Linked DNA regions of Homo sapiens: region 2 is linked to region 1. The links are chromatin contacts, found by Hi-C or POLR2A ChIA-PET in ENCODE. All regions are on one chromosome and are shown on one strand. Each heading gives the region's core, a stretch centred on a gene start or an enhancer-like site at or near the end of the contact. The rest is flanking DNA. Distances are from core to core; before and after follow the strand shown.

Evidence for each region. Hi-C counts contacts between places; a loop is a spot of excess contacts on that map. ChIA-PET counts read pairs that join two places held with the same protein, here RNA polymerase II (POLR2A). Pooled maps may share reads with other maps.
Region 2: a map with no recorded cell type shows a loop between it and region 1 (3-fold over the local background). The contact joins two enhancer-like sites. A Hi-C loop is called at or near these places in 2 of 37 single-sample maps with no recorded cell type and 1 of 50 pooled maps. POLR2A ChIA-PET finds 5 or more read pairs at or near these places in 1 of 52 experiments (activated T-cell).

What each region holds. Positions count from the first base shown.
Region 1 is chr13:40,280,028-40,285,412 of GRCh38, reverse strand. No RefSeq gene overlaps it. Among named protein-coding and RNA genes, the nearest start is that of LINC00548, 62 kb to the right of the region's middle. Within about 2 kb of position 1,737, at least 2 of the 41 ENCODE cell types and tissues checked have a DNase peak (open chromatin) inside an H3K27ac peak, as active enhancers do.
Region 2 is chr13:40,678,545-40,684,014 of GRCh38, reverse strand. No RefSeq gene overlaps it. Among named protein-coding and RNA genes, the nearest start is that of FOXO1, 15 kb to the right of the region's middle. RefSeq lists enhancers at 1,812-2,576, 2,577-3,341, 3,342-4,106. Within about 2 kb of position 2,139, at least 3 of the 41 ENCODE cell types and tissues checked have a DNase peak (open chromatin) inside an H3K27ac peak, as active enhancers do.

The DNA.
Region 1 (5,385 bases), core at 488-2,987:
CTATAGAAATGTGAGAGGCTTCAGTTAGACCCAGCAGTTTCTTAGAAGTTCAAAGAGTTACATAATTAAAAGTTGGTTAATAAATGATTAATTTGGCAAAATATTTGAGGTAGTGTTTTACTTTCCCAAAGTGATCACATTGATTATTTCTGTTTTCTCCTCATAATAACAGGATTGGCCATGCAGTAAGGTGGTACAGGCATAATATTCATTTTCTTTTTTTGTTTTTAACTAGCTAGTAAAAGGTAAGAAAACATTTATTGGAGCATGTGCACCTGGTGTCAATTTTTTCTCCCAACATTATATTATGAAGTTTTCAAATAAGTAGAAAAGTTGAATGAAAGACTCTCTACCAAGATCACCTACAAACCCAACCCACCATCTAAATCCTACCGTTAGCATTTTACTACTTGATTTATTGCCAATCTGCCCATATATCTATCCTTCCATCCATTCATTAATCCTTCTTACTTTTGGGATACATTTCAAGGTTACTTGCAGGCATCAGTAAACTTTCCCTTAACTGGTGAAACAGCATGGATATCATTAACTGGAATTTGACATCTTCTTAGAGTACTTTTTTTTCTTGTTTATGTAAATGGGGTCTAATTTAATGTTATAAAAATTATGGCAGAGTTTGCTATTTTGTGTGTGTGCTTTTTTGCTATTGAAGTGGTGAAGCTCTCTTTTCAAACTAATTCTCATGCAGAAGCTGGCACATGAAACAGATACAAGCAGAGCTGCTTTGGATGAAAAGGAAACAGGGTGTGGAGTGCCAGTCCCTGAGCCCTTCCCTCCTTCCCTAGTCACCCCTGAGGCCCCTCATAGAACATCTCAGCTGCCATGGACTATTAAAATTGGGTGAATTTCTTAACTTCATGAACCTCAGTGTGATCATCTATAAAAGAGGGCTTTGGAAGCCAGGCGTGGCGGCACATGCCTGTAATTCCAGCACTTTGGGAGGCCAAGGTGGGCAGATCACCTGAGGTCAGGAGTTCAAGACCAGGCTGACTAACATGGTGAAACACCTTCTCTACTAAATACAAAAAATTAGCCAGGCATGGTGGCGCATGCCTGTAATACCAGCTATTTGGGAGGCTGAGGCAGGAGAATCGCTTGAACCTGGGAGGCAGAGGTTGCAGTAAGCCGAGATTGGGCCGTTGCACTCTAGCCTGGGCAACAAGAGCAAAACTCCATTTCAAAACAAAACAAAACAAAACAATAAAGAAAGAGGGCTTTGGAAATAGCTATTTTCTCAGGCCCTTTTGAAGCTGTCCTCTTCTCTCATTCCAGTGGTGTTAAAACATTGAAAATTTTGTAGACTTTCCCCTTCACAAATCTTGCAGCAGAAAGTTTTCTCTTGTTTTAATTAGCTCAATGCAAGAAGCCACATTTAAGACTGTGCATCTGAATGCCTGAAGTAAAAACCTCAGTCACAAAGGGATGTGTGTGGAATGGAAGAAAACTGGAAAAACAAGAACCTGACCTAAATGGATGGCCAAATAGAGCAGCCTGCACATGCAGCATGAGCATATCAATGCGATGTGCAAGCCACCCTGCCCATCTTCCAGGGGCTTTGCCAAGTCACAACTGAGAACACCTCTCAGGAATTTTGGTATCCTGACAAGAGTGAAGTTCACTTGGGATACTTACATTCTTCTGGTACCTCCTTGAGATACAATGCTTTTGCGTGTGTGGGAGGACAGATCCTTCCTTCACTACCTGGGGGGCCAGGAGGCTGTGTCGCTACCTGGGGCCTCAGGCAGGCTGGGCAGCAGCATGGGCATGTGGGTGAGTATTGAGTGGGAGCTGAGGCTGGGGCCAGGCTGGGCTGGAATCATATGAGGCAGAGGATAAGAGTGTTTGAGGAAAGGAGCAGGGCTTAGAGCCATAGTAAGACCATGCCAGTTATCCAGATATGAGAGGAGAGGGAAGGCAAAGTTGAGTCAGGGATTGAGTTGCAAAGCGAGAACTAGGAGAATAGGCCCAGGCCTGTGCTGCAAATAGTCTTGGGTGTCCAGAGGTCATTCTTACTAGATAGTAAGTGCTGTACTAGAAGCCCTGTGAGGATAGGAGTGTGCCCAGAGCCTAGGAAACTGAATGGTAGGCTGTAGATAGATGCTCAATAAATGTTTATTGAAGGAAGGAAAAAGGAAGAAAGGGAGGGATGGGAGAAGAAGAGGAGGGAAAAAAGAAGATGGGATGGGTGGGTTTATCTGAATTGTAGTCGGTCAGGACAGGCATCTAGCACCATTGCTAAAAGCACAGTGAGGTTGTCCTGGAGAACTTAAATCTAACCTTTTCACCCATGACCACTGCTTCAAACATATTTTGACTACAGCTCACAGTAAAAAATAGGCTTTTCATCATGACCTGTACACACATGAAACAAGCCTCTTAAAATGTGAGGCATTCCAATAATTTCCATCCTATCTTGAATGGTTAATACTGAGTGTCAACTTGATTGAAGGATGCAAAGTATTGATCCTGGGTGTGTCTGTGAAGGTGTTGCCAAAGAAGATTAACATTTGAGTCAGTGGGCTGGGAAAGGCAGACCCACCCTTAATCTGGGTGGGCACCATCTAATCAGCTACCATCATGGCTAGAATAGAAAACAGGCAGAAAAACGTGAAAAGGCGAGACTGGCCTAGCCTCCCAGCCTACATCTTTCTCCTGTGCTGGATGTTTCCTGCCCTCGAACATGGGACTCCAAGTTCTTCAGTTTTGGGACTTGGACTAGCTCTCCTTGCAAATGTCCTATCATGGGATCTTGATCTTGTGATCGTGTAAGTTGATACTTAATAAATTCATATATATATATATATATATATATATATATATATATATATATGGATGGAGATATAGATATATATATCTATATCTCCATCCTATTAGTTCTGTCCCTCTAGAGAACCCTGACTAATACAGATTTTGGTACCAGGAGTGGTTCTAGACGAACAGAATATTAAGGATGGAGTTCTTTCATTGGTCTTGCAGTTTCTGGAGTTGGCTGCTTAATATGATTGGACCCAAAAAATGCTAAGGACTCTATTTCTAATAGTATGGAGAACACTGACAGGCCTTGGTGTGAACTATTTAGAGAGTTATACAAGTTAAATGCATTTGACACTCCTGATTCATCACTTGTGAGAGGCAAGGAGTTTAGTGACTCTATACATAATACCTTTGACTATATGTGGAGAACCAAGGAATATAATGAAGCTAGTTGGCTGCTCCTAAGTTCAGTGGACAAAGTGATGAAAGAAAATGAACTCTGGGATTCTAACTCCTGGCTTCAGAAATAGATATTGAGCCTCAAATCTGCTAACATTGCCCCAACTGAGAGTCTTATCTCCTATGGAGAAAGAGCTGAAATAGTGGAAAAACAGACATAAGTTCTTATCATATGAGTGGCTGACCTGCAACAGAAGGTGCATGCATAGCCTCGCCAGGTGTCTACTGTTAAAATGAGGGCGTTGATTGGAAAATAGTGGGACCCTGCAACTTGGAATGGGGATGTGTGGGAGGACCCTGATGAAGCTGGGGACACTGAGTTTGTAAACTCTGATGAACTTTTTTGCCCGAAGAAACAGCTTCCTCATCCCCCGTAGTGGCAACATCCCTTCCCCGTCCCATGCTGCCATCAGCCTTTCCACCTTTGCCTGGGCAGATAAACCTTGTGCTGCCTGAGGCAACAGTAATGGCCTCCCCTGAGGCAGTTGCCAGGCAAGATATTGTTGATCCTTTTCAGGAGCCACCCCCAACACCCCTGCTTGCTTCTAGGCCTATAACTAAACTAAAGTCCCGGCAGGCCCCTAGAGGTGAGGTTGAGAGTGTGACCCATGAGGAGGTGTGCTACACTTGAAAAGAACTGCTTGAGTTTTCTAATTTATATGAGCAGAAATCTGGAGAACAGGCATGGGAATGGATGTTAAGGGTGTGGGATAATGGTGGAAGGAACATGGAATGGATGTCTGAATTCATTGATTTGGGCCCATTAAGTAGGGACTCTGCATTTAATGTTGCAGCTCAGAGAGTTTAAAAAGGTTCTAATAGTTTATTTGCTTGGTTAGCTGAAATATGGATTAAAAGATGGCCCACTGGCTGTCCCTCTAGAGAACCCTGAATAATACACCATCTCACCCTATCCCGTCCCATCCCATCCCATCCCATCCCATCCCATCCCATCCCATCCCATCCCATCCCATTCCCAAAATATTGGCTTGTAACCCATGGATTGGAAAACTCTAGATCCAGTTCCTTTTATCTCTTCTGGGACATTATTTTTGCAATGATCACTTTCCCTTCCAGAACTCTTATTCTCCCTTCTATATGGAAGTTAATCCTCTCTTCCTGTCAGCATAATCAGGTTCATCTTATTTTATAAAAAGCAAATGCAATTCTTCACTTGACTTTTTCCCTTTCTAGTTATAGCTCTTCACAACACCTTCCTTTACAGGTGTAGCCTTCCCATAAGTGATCTGTTCATGCTGCTGCCTTTGTATTCAGGCTTTCCTTCTTCACCCCCTGCACCTTCCTTAACCTGCAGGGTTATCTTACTATACCATTTTCTCTCAAAGGATTGTAATGACCTTTGGCTATACCTTTTATTCTTCCTCCTCCTTATTTTTCTCCTCCTCCTCTTCTTCTTAAGTCCAACCCTTCTTGATTGTGGATATTTTTAAACCCTATTCTCTTAATAAGCATCTCTTTCTTTGATTTATTTTTATTCGTGCATACATTTATTTTATTAGGCATTCACCATTGGTTTAAGAAACATTTCAATGAATAAAATATAGGACTAGGTGCTGAAGGGAAAATGAAGATGAATAAGATGCATAATTTCTTCCCTCAAGCACCTTAAAGTATATGAAAGGACTTGGATTTACTCAGCTAAATGCCCAGTACTACAGGTTGGAGGGCCACTTGGGTGGTGGAATGTGGTTAAGGACTCAGGCTTTGAAGCTGGATAGATCTGGATACAAATTTTGCCTCCATCAGTTTCTAGTCATCTGATGTAAAGCAAATAATCTCCCTTCTCTAAATGTCAGTTTACTCTTCTGTCAAATGGTGATTGATATTCATGATACCTACCCATAGAAATGTTGTGAAGATTACATTATCTCATTGAATCCTCACAAGATTCCTATGAGATAGGTACTATCATTAATCCCATTCTACAGATGAGGAAATTTAGGCTTAGGGAGATTGTACTGTCTCTAAGTGGCAGACCTGAGATATGAACTCAGGCATTCTGACTCAAGAATCTGTGACCTCAACCACAAGACTACCTTACTTCTCTGGTCTCTTAGAGTCCAAGCTCTAGTCCTTAATGATACAAAACTGGAACCTAGTATTATTGTATTTGCAAAGCTTATCAGGCAC
Region 2 (5,470 bases), core at 890-3,389, 400 kb before region 1:
ATCACGCCACTGTTCTCCAGCCTGGGCAAGAGAGAGACCCCGTCTCAAAAAAAAAAAAAAAAAAAAGGTAAAGTATTTATGTTACCTTAAGATATTATAAAAATGAAACTGCAGGGCACGGTGGCTCACGCCTGTAATCCCAGCACTTTGGGAGGCCGAGGCGGGAGGACTGCCTGAGCTCAGGAGTTCGAGACCAGCCTGGGCAACACGGTGAAACCCCATCTCTACTAAAGTACAAAAAATTAGTCAGGCGTAGCAGTGTGCGCCTGTAATCCCAGCTACTCAGGAGGCTGAGGCAAGACAATTGCTTGAACCTGGGAGGTGGAGGTTGCAGTGAGACGAGATCACGCCACTGCACTCCAGCCTGGGCGACAGAGCGAGACTGCATCTCAAAAAAAAAAAAAAGAAAGAAAAAGAAAAAAATTTTGGCTGGGCGAAGTGGCTCACCTCTGTAATCCCACCACTTTGGGAGGCCAAGGCAGGTGGATTACGAGGTCAGAAGTTCAAGACCAGCCCGGCCAACATGGTGAAACCCCATCTCTACTAAAAATACAAAAATTAGCTGGGTGTGGTGGCACGTGCCTGTGATCCCAGGTACTTGGGAGGCTGAGGCAGAATTGCTTGAACCTGGGAGGTAGAGGTTGCGGTGAGCCAAGGTCATGCCACTGCACTCCAGCCTGGGCTACAGAGCGAGACTCCATCTCAAAAAAATAAAAATAAAAATAAGACAAATGTTAAAGGCACATAAAAGGCTCTTTTTTTTTTTGACTTTTCTGAATTTTATTACCTTTTCTCTAAAAGTTAACTTTTTTGCAAATGGCTATTAATGTCATATACCAGTAGAGGGCGATAAAACATTACTTTTTAGTATTATCTTAAAACTACTTTTACCAGAGTGGAAAAAGAATTTTTGGATAACTTTTCTTTTGCCCCTTCACAAAAGAAAACGATCGAAGACACTAGCAAGATGGAGAAACATAGTTCAATGGGAAGATCAAAAGTAACAGACAGATTACCATGACCTAAATTTGCAGAAGGGAGAATCATCATCTGTGTAAAAACTATAGTGACAGCTCTGTTTAGATTGGTTTATGTCTCAGGGAGACCGCCTTTTGTGCTAGCTCTCTGACACTGCATAACAACTGTGGGCAATTACGTATGGAAATCCTTCAAGCTGAAACAAATTGCAAAACTTAAGTGCACTTAGTCTGTTGTACCTTTTGTGGATCTAGAATACGTAACTTTAAAAATCTAGATTGTAATAGCTTCTAGATAGATGACAGTTTGGGCGTGAACCATTTAGCCATCCACTTGTGGTATGGCAGGAGTATATGGTGAGGAGTGGCCAGCTAACATTCTCAGGGGTCGGGGTGCCATGTTTACGTGGGCAGGCTTGATTCCTGGAAGCCGAGCTCATTTACCAGAAGAGCAGCCAATACCATGAATAAATCTGGTCCTGAAAAAGTAAATGCTCTGTTTCTTGGATTATTTATTTATATCAGATGGAGGGGGACAAGAAAGCTTATGCCTTTCCCTGTGGCCATGCAGCGCATGTGAGAATGTGCACTATGGCCGGCGCGGTGGCTCACGCCTGTAATCCCAGCACTTTGGGAGGCCGAGGCAGGTGGATCACCTGAGGTCAGGGGTTTGAGACCAGCCTGGCCAACATGGTGAAACCACATCTCTACTAAAAATACAAAAAAAAAATTAGCCAGGCATGGTTGGGGGCGGGTGCCTGTAATCCCAGCTACTTGGGAGACTGAGGCAGGAGAATTGCTTGAACTCGGGAGATGGAGGTTGCAGTGAGCCCAGATCATGCCATTACACTCCAGCCTGGGCGACAAAAGTGAAACTCTGTCTCAAAAAAATGTAAAAAAAAAAAAAAAAGAGAGAGAGATAGAATGTGCACTGTATTTAGCCTAGCCTGTGGCATTTTGTTTTGCAAATTTTAGTAGTATGGAAGTAAACTATCAGCATAAGAAAAAAGAAAATTCCTATGGCTCTGAATATGTTAGGATTTCTATCAAACACAGGGCCCAGCCCAGCCAGTTCCCAGTGGGGTAGGCTCGGCCCTTGGTCCCTACCAACACATTGACTGCTCTCCCCACAAGGTGATTTCACTGCACTGGACACAAGATGAGATGGTTTAGATGCTGGCACTGGAGCAGCTGCAGTAATGTGAGCTGAAAGGAATGCAGTTGTATGTCGAGAGTGCCAATTTCCAAAGCAGGTTCTTGAAAGGCTGTTTCTCTTCGTATGGTGAGGGACCTGTGCTGTTATCAAGACTAGGAAGGAAGGAGATTCATTAAATGTCATCATCAGCCTGAACAGGTGGTTGGCAAAGGAACGGAAAGCACGGAGATGAAGTTTTAGAGATCGGGGTGATTGCTGGCAACTAACATTATCAACTGTGATTCCAAGAGGCCCCAACTGTGGGAGGCCTGGAGGAAGCCACAGAGGTTATCTGGAGGGCCAGAGCTTACAATCTGGTTGGACTGGATCCAGCTGAATCCATCTGAGGCCAGCTCCAGGAAAGGCAGGTCTGGTATCAAGATGTACAGCAGACCATGGTGGGTGGGGAGCTCAAATTGTACTTACGGGCAACTGGGTGTGGGGAGGAGGGTTGTATGGCTCTGCAAGCATAGACCAGATCCTATGGCTATCCCCACATGAGATAGCGGGAGGATATCCTATGGGAGTTAGCCATAGGATCTGGTCTAAGCTTAACTTGAATTTCAATAGGCTGCCTTTTCTTTTCAATGAGCCCTCCTCACGAATACTTTGCATCCAAAAACTTTCTCCTTCTAATGTTCTAAGGGCTGCCAGCTGCCTCGGGCAGGCTCTCCAGAAGCCTAGGGAAGAGATACAGGGGTCAGGGAAGCATGAGTTGGGACCTCTTTTTTCTCCTATTCTTACCTGTGTTCAGCCTGGTTTACTGAAAGCAAGAGGTAATGAGCCTTTGTGGATGGGTGTGGCTGAATCATTGTGCGTTACCGATACAAGATGATCTGGAAGAAGCCCCTGATGGAACCTAAGGCCCTGGTGGAGTTTCTTTGAATATCATCAGAGGGAACTTGAGACCCGAGATACAGAGGGGACTGCAAACAGGCCTGCAGTGCCTGGGGCTGATTCCACAGGCAAGCACCTGTATCATTATCTCAGGCGACCCCCACAGCAGGAAGATATTATTATGCCAAGTACTCAGATAATGAAACTGCCTGGAGGAATAAGGAGTAGAGCCTGAATTTGAATTTACCACTTTGTCCTGCTGAGTGGTTGGTGAGGGAGGGGTAATAAGCATTAGAGCTATTAACTAAGGAAGCAGCATGGATTACTGGTTAGAAGCAAAGCCGTGGCTCTAGCCTGCCTGGGTTTGTATCCCAGCTGTGCAAGTAACCAACCTCCCTGTGCCTCAATTTCCAATCACACCTGCCCAGTAGGGTCTTGTGAAGATTAAATGAGTTTATATAGAAAAGTGCTTAGAGGCTGGGTGCGGTAGCTCACGCCTATAATCTCAGCACTTTGGGAGGCCAAGGCTGGCAGATCACTTGAGGTCAGGAGTTTGAGACCAGCCCGGCCAACATGGTGAAACCCTGTCTCTACTAAAAATACAAAAGTTAGCTGGGCGTGGTGGCATGTGCCTGTAATCCCAGCTACTCGGGAGGCTGAGGCAGGAGAATTGCTTGAACCCGGGAGGTGGAGGTTGCAGTGAGTCGAGAGTCGAGATCGCGCCACTGCACTCCAGACTGGGCGACAGAGCAAGACTCCATCTCATTAATAAATAAATAAATAAATGAATAAATAAATAAATAAATAAATAAATAAGCTTAGAACAATACCTGGCACATAGTAAGTCAGTTTTCCTGTATGGTGCTGACTGTGCCGCTTTGTTAAACAACTACGCATTAGAAGAGTGGGTTTGGTTGAGACTGCCTCTAAAATTAGTGCTTTATTTGCTTAACTGCCTCCCTGAATTAGGGTCCTTTCATTCCTCATTTGAATGTTAAAAACCTAACCTATGTTTGGAAAAACATAATTGATCATACAGTCATTGTAATTTGCGAGGGCTGCCCTAACAAAATACTACAGACTGTGTGGCTTAAACAACAGAAATTTATTTTCTCACAGTCTGGAGTCCAAGATCAAAGTGCCAGCAGGTTTGCTTTCTCCTGAGGCCTTGCTCCTTGGTTTGCTGACGGCTGCCTTCTCCCTGTTCTCACATGGTCTTTCCCCTGTGCAGGCATCCTTGGCGTCTGTGCATCCAAATCACCCTTTCTTATGAGGACAGAGGTTTGACTGGTAAGGCCTAGCCTAACGGTCTCATTTTAACTTAGTCACCTTTCTAAAGGGCCTGTCTCCAAATATAGTCATATTCTGCCGTAGTGGGAGTTAGACATTTAGCATATGAACTTGGGGAGGAAGAACACAATTCAGACCAGAATAATCAGGTTCCTTGAGGGAAAAAAAAGAATTTAGATGTGCTAACATCAGTCAAAGAATGACGAGTATCATTGAAAGGAAGAATTTGAGTGCCTGGGAGCAGCCTGGTCACTGGTGGGTATCAGAGCTCATGATCATGTGTATGTTTGAGAACCGCAGCACGCTTCGGGTTTTCAGTTGAGTAAGAAATAATTATTTAAAAAATTTCCCTAGCTTTTTTCTCTTGTTCTTTTTCTCAGCCAGCTAAGAGAAGAGGGAATGTGGCACAGGGCTCGTGGAGGGAGGTAAGTTAAGTGTCTACTCTGATCCAGCCCAAGAAAGGCCCTTGAATAGCTCCAGGAAACAAAAGAAAGTACTTTATCCATTATGACCATTTTAATAAAATCTCCATCGCGACCCATTTAAAAATAATTTTTCATCCAGGCACAGTGGCTCATGCCTGTGATCTCAGTATTTTGGAAGGCCGAGGTAGGAGGATCACTTGAGGCTAGGAGTTTTAGACCAGCCTGGGCAGTACAGTGAGACCTCATATCTATAAAAACATTAAAAAATTAGCCCAGTGGCCAGGCGCGGTGGCTCACACCTGTAATCCCAACACTTTGGGAGTCCAAAGCGGGCAGATCACGAGATCAGGAGCTCGAGACCAGCCTGGTCAACATGGTGAAACCCTGTCTCTACTAAAAACACAAAAATTAGCTGCGTGTGGTGGCGTGCACCTGTAGTCCCAGCTACTCGGGAGGCTGAGGCGAGAGAATCACTTGAACCCAGGAGGTGGAGGTTGCAGTGAGCCGAGATCACACCACTGCACTCTAGCCTGGGAGACAGAGCAAGACTCCGTCTCAAAATAAATAAATAAATAAACAAACAAACAAATAAAAATAAATAAAATAAAAAATAGGCTGGGCACAGTGGCTCATGCCTGTAATTCCAGAACTTTGGGAGGCAGCAGCATGAGAATCATTTGAGGTAAGGAGCTCGAGACCAGCCTGGCCTAGATGGCGAAACCCAGTCTCTATTAACAATACAAAAT